Regions from separate parts of the Mus musculus genome. Here region 2 is linked to region 1. A link is a contact called in ENCODE POLR2A ChIA-PET data. All regions are on one chromosome and are shown on one strand. Each heading gives the region's core, a stretch centred on a gene start or an enhancer-like site at or near the end of the contact. The rest is flanking DNA. Distances are from core to core; before and after follow the strand shown.

Evidence for each region. ChIA-PET counts read pairs that join two places held with the same protein, here RNA polymerase II (POLR2A).
Region 2: POLR2A ChIA-PET joins it to region 1 with 41 read pairs in Patski. The contact joins the promoter of Ap5z1 here to the promoter of Foxk1 in region 1. POLR2A ChIA-PET finds 5 or more read pairs at or near these places in 3 of 5 experiments (Patski and embryonic stem cell).

Annotation. Positions count from the first base shown.
Region 1 is chr5:142,399,798-142,403,665 of GRCm38, forward strand. It overlaps Foxk1 (forkhead box K1), which reads left to right and starts at 1,700. Exons shown (of 9, transcript NM_199068.2): 1 at 1,700-2,244. The coding sequence starts at 1,727.
Region 2 is chr5:142,462,076-142,465,943 of GRCm38, forward strand. It overlaps Ap5z1 (adaptor-related protein complex 5, zeta 1 subunit), which reads left to right and starts at 1,856. Exons shown (of 17, transcript NM_172725.2): 1 at 1,856-2,060. The coding sequence starts at 2,020.

The DNA of each region.
Region 1 (3,868 bases), core at 450-2,949:
AGGGTCTCAGCATGAGAAAGGTTGAAATCCACGGCTCTATCACCGTGATAGGCTTTCCAGTTTGGGTCCAGAATGGATAGGCAGGGAAGTGTGGGATTGTGAGCAGACCAAACCTCCCTTCTAGCCTCCCCCCCCCCCCCGCCCCAGGACACTATGCCCCCCCCCCACACACACACACATGCACTCTGTCAACACGCATCCAGCATGGCCGTGAGCATTGCAATGATCACTGTAGGTCTTTAATTCACGTGTGTATCATCTTTCGACATGAAGCTCACTGAGGGCAAGACCTATGTCTATCTCTATTCTCAATCATTATTTTTAGACATTCTTTTGTGTGTGTATGTTTGCACTTGTGTTTGTGTGTGCACGTGCGCCGGTGCATGCACAGGCGTGAATAACTGTGTGCTCCTTTAGCCCTGTTTTATTCGTGTTTTTGTTTTTGTTTTGAAACAGTGTTTCCACTATGAACGTGGAGCTCACTGATTGGCTAGGCAGGCTGGCCAATGAGCTTCAGGGATCTATCTGTCAACCTTTTACCCAAAGCGCTGGGAAGATCGAAGCTCTCAATGGGTTTTGAAGTCGGTCCCGGGGAATGAACTTTCCTGTCTTGGGGGATGAGTGCCATCAGGCAATTTACCAACTGTGTCAGCTCCTTCAGTCATTATTAAATGTGAGAAATCGAGTGTGTATGTGTGTGCATGCACTCGCGCGCTGCAGGTCCTGGGGGAAGACTTGGGGGAATTAGCATCCCAGTGCAGGACCTTAAATTCTCAAGGGATTCACATGGTGCCAAGTTCACCATTTAAGTGTTTTCAACTACCGTCAATCTTCGGGTGTCCACAGTCCCTAGAAACAGGCAGAACTGTTCGCCTTAAAAGGAGCAAGGGGAACCAGCTGTGGTGGTGCACAGCTGTGACTCCAGCAAGAATTGCGGAGCCTGAGCCGGGTTGGTCGTCAGCTAGAAGCCAATCTGGTCTACATACATAGACCCTGTCTTTAAAAAATGAATTTTTAAATTGATTTTAAAGGGCTAGGCACACACCTTAATAGCTACACTCAGGAAGCTGGAACAGGAAGATCATGAATTTGAGGCCAGCCTGATCTAGGTATTCAAAACCAGGCTAGCCTTGGTATGAGACAGGATCTCAAACAACAAAACAAGAACAATCGAGATGGTTCAGTAAATAAAGGTGCTTGTCACCAAGCTTGTCGACCTCAATGCCATCCTCAGAACCCCACAGGGTAGGAGAGAATAGACTGCTGAGAGCTGTCCTCTCTGACCACACAAACACACGTGCGCGCGCGCGCGCACACACACACGTGGTAAAGAACCACAAGTAAATAAATGAATGAATAAAATGTAATTTGCAACATTATACCAAACCAAAAAAAAAAAAAAAGCAAAGCACAGAAAGAGTAGCTGTGCAGAAACGATCAGTAAGGAGCAGAGACCATTTCAAGCATCCCTGGACTTTAAACTCCAGCCTCAATAGGACACCCCTAAAAACGTGATGAATCCAAGCACCCTTCGGGACTGGAGGAGGGGGCTCTGTGTCTCTCTGCACCCGCCCACCTCGAGTGGAAGCTGCGCGCGCAGCGCGAGGGTCCTGCGGTGTCCCGGCTCCGCTCCAGGCCACGATCCAGCCCGGGTTTCCGCGCGCGCCGCCCCGCCCCGCCCCGCGCCGCCTCGGCCGCCACCGGAGCCGCTCGGAGCTGCGCGAACATGGCCGAAGTCGGCGAGGACAGCGGCGCCCGCGCCCTGCTGGCGCTGCGCTCGGCTCCCTGCAGCCCCGTGCTATGCGCCGCGGCTGCGGCCGCCGCCTTCCCGGCCACTACGTCCCCGCCGCCGCCGGCGCAACCTCCACCCGGGCCGCCCGCGCTGCCCGCCGAGCCCGGCCCCGGGCCGGTGCCCTCCACCGTCGCCACTGCCACCACCACCGCGCCCGCCCTGGTGGCCGCGGCCGCTGCCTCCGTGCGCCAGAGCCCCGGGCCTGCCCTGGCTCGCCTGGAGGGTCGGGAGTTCGAGTTCCTGATGCGACAGCCCAGCGTCACCATCGGCCGCAACTCGTCGCAGGGCTCGGTGGACCTAAGCATGGGCCTGTCGAGCTTCATTTCCCGGCGCCACCTGCAGCTCAGCTTCCAGGAGCCTCACTTCTATCTTCGCTGTCTCGGCAAGAACGGCGTCTTCGTGGACGGGGCCTTCCAGAGGCGCGGAGCGCCCGCCCTGCAGCTACCCCAACAGTGAGTACTGCGCCACCCTCGGGTCACCCCTCTCCGGACCTGGCCTGAACCCCCTGGCCACCCCTGACCTCTACCCCGCCCAGCTTGGCTCCTTGTCACTCTGTGATCTCGACCCTGCTCAACCTGAACCCCCCGCCCCCCGGTCACCCCCTGAACTCGCCTCCGCCTGGTCTGGCACCTGGGTCGAGCCTCAAATTTCTTACCGTTCCCACCGGGTCCCAGCCCTTGGTCACTCCCTCCTCCATCTCGACCCTGCCAGGCCCTAGCCCCTCTAATCTCGACTCTATCCGGCTCTGATTCCCTAGCCATCTCCCAGTCTTGATCCCACCTAGCTCTGACCCCTGGTTACACAGATCTCCATCCCACCCGGCCCAGCTGAGCCTGATCCTTAAGTTACTGGTGATCTCACCCATCACCTGGCTCTGACCCCGTGGTTGTCCTGATCTTAATCACGACCCAACTAACCCTGACTCCCCAGTTAACTCATTGGGCACTGATCCCTGGATGGGCCCGACTCCCATTCAGCCTGAAATCCTGTCACCCTGACCCTGGACAGGCCTGAACACTTGGGTCCATTCTAACCCCTTTCTCTCTCTCTGACTCTGACTCTGACTCTGTCTGTCTGTCTGTCTGTCTGTCTCTCTCTCTCTCTCACACACACACACACACACACACACACTTACACACACACACTTGCACACTCCCCAACCCCATCTGTCTTCCACTCCTCCCATGTTGGAGTTGGCTACCCATGATCTCCAACCCTTTCTGAACCCAGCTTATCCCTAATCCCACCTGGCCTCAATACCTGGGGTCACTCTTGACCCCCATCCTACCAGCCAGAAGCCGTTACCCCTGACTTCCCTTAACCTGAAGGTCCTAGGGCCACCCCTAACCCTTATCTCACACAGCCTAAGTCTTCAGAGGTCATCTCTGACTTCGAATGGTTTGAAACCATCAGCTCACCCTGATCTCCATCTTTACTTTGGGTCAACTCCAGACCCTCCAGCCCTGAAACACTCCCCTTCTCCGTGGTCACGCCCTGACCTAAACCCTGGCCAGCATCATGAGATACCACCCAGCCTGAACTAACACCACTCCTCCCCAGCCCATCGCCTTCAACCCTGATTCCATTTATACAGAACCCCCAGGGTCACATCTGACCTTTGCTAGTCTGAACAATGCTAGGTATGCTCCTGTCTCTGACGACACAGGCCAGGACCCAGTGTTCACTGTGAGGACGGACTGACAGATGAGCTGTGCCTCTCCCACCTGGGAGGGTGTTACCTGGGAGGTATACGGTGCAGGGGTATATGGTGCAGAGGTATATGGTGAGCTGCCTTGAGGGCGGGGGGCGGGCAATCCATACTTTAAAGGCATGTCTGGAGGCAGAGGCTTTAAAGAGGCAGGACAGGAAGTGCTGTGCCTCAGTTTACCTCCAGAACATGGTAGGAAACAGGTCTGTCCTTAGCTTGGCCAGCTCCCAGGACAGCGCCCTATGGCATTTCAGTACCATGCCTACCTTACCCTCTTCCAAGCTCCCATTATTCCCAGGGCCGTGTCACCCTTGAGGGTCCAGAACCTTAAGATCCAAGGTACTAGGAGAGAGCCATGTTAATTACTT
Region 2 (3,868 bases), core at 606-3,105, 62 kb after region 1:
CTGGACACGCACTACTGCTTCTGGTCCCCAGGTGTTTCCTTGCATGCCTCCCAGGTGTGCAGTCCAGGAAGCCATGGGGTGAGGTAGAGTCTTGCCGGTGCCTGAGCTCCAAGGATGCAAGATGGTGTACAGATGGCAAGAGCTAGCCCATCTCCCCTGACTTTTGACACAGGTCCACCGCTGGGCCAGGGTGTGACAAAGGGGGTGGCATTTAATTTGCAGCTCGAAGTTCCAGAGGGTTAGAGTCTATGACCATTGTGGCAGGGAGCGTGGCAGCAGACAAGCAGGCATAGGGTTGGGGCAGTAGCTGAGAGTTTACATATTGAGACAGCCGCTGCAGGACAGAGTTGAGCTAATGGGGGATGCTTTGGGCACTTGACTGCAGGCCACACCCCCTAACCCTTCCCAAACAGTTCCACCAACTGGGGTCAAAACATTCAAGTATATGAGCCCATGGGAGCCATTCTCACTCAAGCCACCACCCCATGGCGGCTGCCTCAGAGCCCCTGGCATTCATCCTGACACTCAGCCAGGTGAGAAACAACCCACTTGTCCCTTTTTTCTGTGTACATGTTTTTGGGTGTGACTGCACCTGTGTGTGTATTTGTGTGGAGGCAGAGGACAACCTCAGCTGCTGTTCCTCAAGTGGGGTGTGTGTTCACATGCAGAGGCATAGGCATATGTACACTGGCCACAGGAGACGTGAGCAGATCAGAGGACAGCCTTCAGGTGCCCACCCTCATGGCTACTTACACCTTGTCTGAGACAGATTCTCTTTACCATCTCATAAGCCAGGGCGGCTTATCCTCCAGCCTCAGGAGAGTCTCCTGCCTCCTCCATCTCCTGTAGGTGTGCTGGGATTACAAATCCTTACACTACTGGGCTCAGGTTTTATGTAGCTTCTGAGGACCCAAACTCAGCCTGTCAGGCCTGTGTGTCAATCACTTTCAGGTTCTGAGTCTTCTTTCTTGCCCTACCTCTTCTCTGAGACAGAATCTCTCGTTGGCCTGGGACTTGCCAAGTAAGCTAGGGCCGGCCAGCAACCCTTAGGGATACTCCGATCTCCACTTCCTCAGTGCTGGGACTGCAAGTGTGGGTTTTATTTTTATATGGCCACCCAGGGATGGAACTCAGGTACTCATGTTCACTTTTACCAGCTGAGCCGTTTCTACTTCTGCCCGTTTCTCCCTGAAGCCTTGCTTATTACTAGGCCATGAGCACTAGGTATTGATTGGCAAGAGCCAGAAAGACACGGGTCCAAGTGTCTTTCCCACTGTGACAGCTCCTCAGTCTACTACCAGTTTCCTTTTTCTGTGTGTGCAATAGGCACCCATCTCCCAACCCAAATAGGTGAATAGTGCCAGGGCCTCATCTTAAAACCCAAGACTAGCAAGACATTGGGTATTTCTGCAGCAAAGAGCCTGACAGAATTTATAAAACGTGTCTGCCATACAGCTTTTGCTAAGGATGTTCTTTCTCTGCCACCAAGTCGCGCCCCCAGCCTCTCACTGGGGTAAATCTAGTCACCCTACTGCTAAACTATGTGCCTGCCTAGTCTCTCCAGGTCTAGAGTCTACCACTGGCAGTTCCGGGATCAAAGGAAACTGTTTCGGAGCCAGGAGTTCTGGGTTCCAAGGACCACGGTTCCATGACTCCCTGGCTGCTGACTGACGTGGAGAGAAGCCCAGGAGCTAGGCGGGAACTGGCTTCTGTACTGCAATATTTTGGCCAAGGCCTCCGCCCCGCCCCGCCCACCTGCCGCAGGACCGGAAGCTGGTCTGTCTTTTGCGCGGGGGAGTGGGAGGGATGGCCCTCCCACGTGGTGTGGCACCGGAAGCCGTCAGCTAGCGCTCCAGATTCTCCCACGTGATCCAGCCAGGACGCGGGAGGGTGGTGGCGGGGGTAAGAGGTGGGGCGAAAGAGGGCAGACACAGTCCGGTCACATGACACGTCATGTGACACGATCCCGGAAGTCCGCGGCAACGTTTCGGGCACTGGTGGGCTTGGAGCCGTGTCGGCATGTTCTCGGCGGGCGCGGAAAGTCTGCTGCACCAGGCCAGGTCTGCCGATCTGGGGCTGGGGCCACGGGGCGTGAGACGAAGCCGGGGAGGAGCGGGGAGGCGGTGGTCCCGCTGCACGGTTCGGGTCTCCGTGTGGCGCCGGGTCCGGGGCTCAGGGCGACCTGCGTGGAATGTGAGGCGCACAACTCAGCTAAGGGATCCTCCTCATCGTGTCTGGGTCCATGCTAGTGCTGACCCTGCACTGAGAGTCTAGGTTCTTTCCCAAATAGCCAGCCCAAGACTTGGTGGTACGTGATTCAGCGAAGGAAACGACTACCCGAAGCCCAGACCTGATGCATTTGGTAAACTGAAAATGCAAAGGGACAAATCTGGACTCTGAGCTGGGCCACTCGTGGGGAAAGTTTAGAATGGTTAAGATCTCTGGGATCTCCCAGAGCCTGAAAGAGTTAAAAGTCTGGAGTCTACGAACAAGACAGTACTCCGAAGACAGAGGGACTTAATAGGTAAATGACCTTGCCACCAAGCCTGACTCTCTCGATTCGACCCCCGGGGCTCGGGGAGGAAGAAGAAAATCAACTCCAGCAAGTTGTCTTTGGATCTCCACTCGAGCACCCCAACATGTACATAAATAAATGTAATAAATTAAAAAACAAAGACAGTTTTCTTAAGATCTATTAGGAAAATGGTTGGTGACCCAGCCACACAGTCTCCCCATGGGCCCACAGCCCTCCTTTGCCTTCAGTACTGGGTGGGTACTTTTCATTTTTAAGCAGTAACCTTTTCATGCCAACACAAAAATAACGCTATCCTGTCTCATAGCATCTGTGGTTTATCACTGCCCCAGTTGGGTACAACCCTGGGCCATTTGTATCTCCTTTTGCTCACCCAGCCTGTTCTCTAGGTGCCTCAATAAGACTCTGGGTGGAGGATGCAGGAAACAAAGCAGGCGAGGGTGGTAGGAAAGCTACTGGAGACCTTCCTCGGCCTGGGACATGTGGTACCTGCAGAGACAGTGCAGAACCAAGTTCAAGTACCTGACAGACAGGCTCAAAATGGGGGCAGTTTGCAAACCATCAGCCCTGTCAGGACACCATAGTGGGACTGTCAGCCATGATTTAGGAAGTTGGGGGCTCTCTTCCTCAGCGCCCACAGACAACTGATCCATTTATTTATTTATTTAGAGATGGCTGAGACAGAGTTTTACTGTGTGGCCCCTGAAACTCACTCTGTAGACCAAGCTGGCCTCAGACTCACAGAGATCCACCTGCCTCTGCCTCCCAAGTGCTGGGATTAAAGGCGTGCGCCACCACCACGCTGGGCAATTCCTTCATCATGGCCCTTTATTTTGTGGTGCTGGGAAGGAACCCAGCATGCATGTAGGCAGGCACCCCTTCCACCTCTTTTCCTTCCTTTTAAGCTTGGAATAGAAGCAAGGAAACACATTTCCACACTGAAGCCCGGCTCAGTCCTAGAGTGTTTGTGTTAGGCCAGCGACATCTCAGGCTTTCTTACAGTCTTACAGCCGGGAGTCTTTGCTCTTCAGTGTGGAAGCTTTGCATTGCTCTTCTCCCAAGGCTCAGGGAAGCGGCTTTCAACACGTGTGAGTGCTGCCTTTGAAGTTGAGAGTACTTCCTTATTATGTAAGGCCCTGGGGGTGGGGGGAGCCAGGCAAACACCTTGGGAAGATAAGGAAAGGGGATCAAGAGTTTGAGTCTGGGCTATGTAGTAAGTTCAAGGCCATCCTGGGCTACATTGCAAGACTCTAGGGTAAGAGGAGAGGCAGCTTGGACTAAATATCCCTGACTTTTGAAAGACTCATAAAACCTTTTACTGGCACGGAGAAGCTG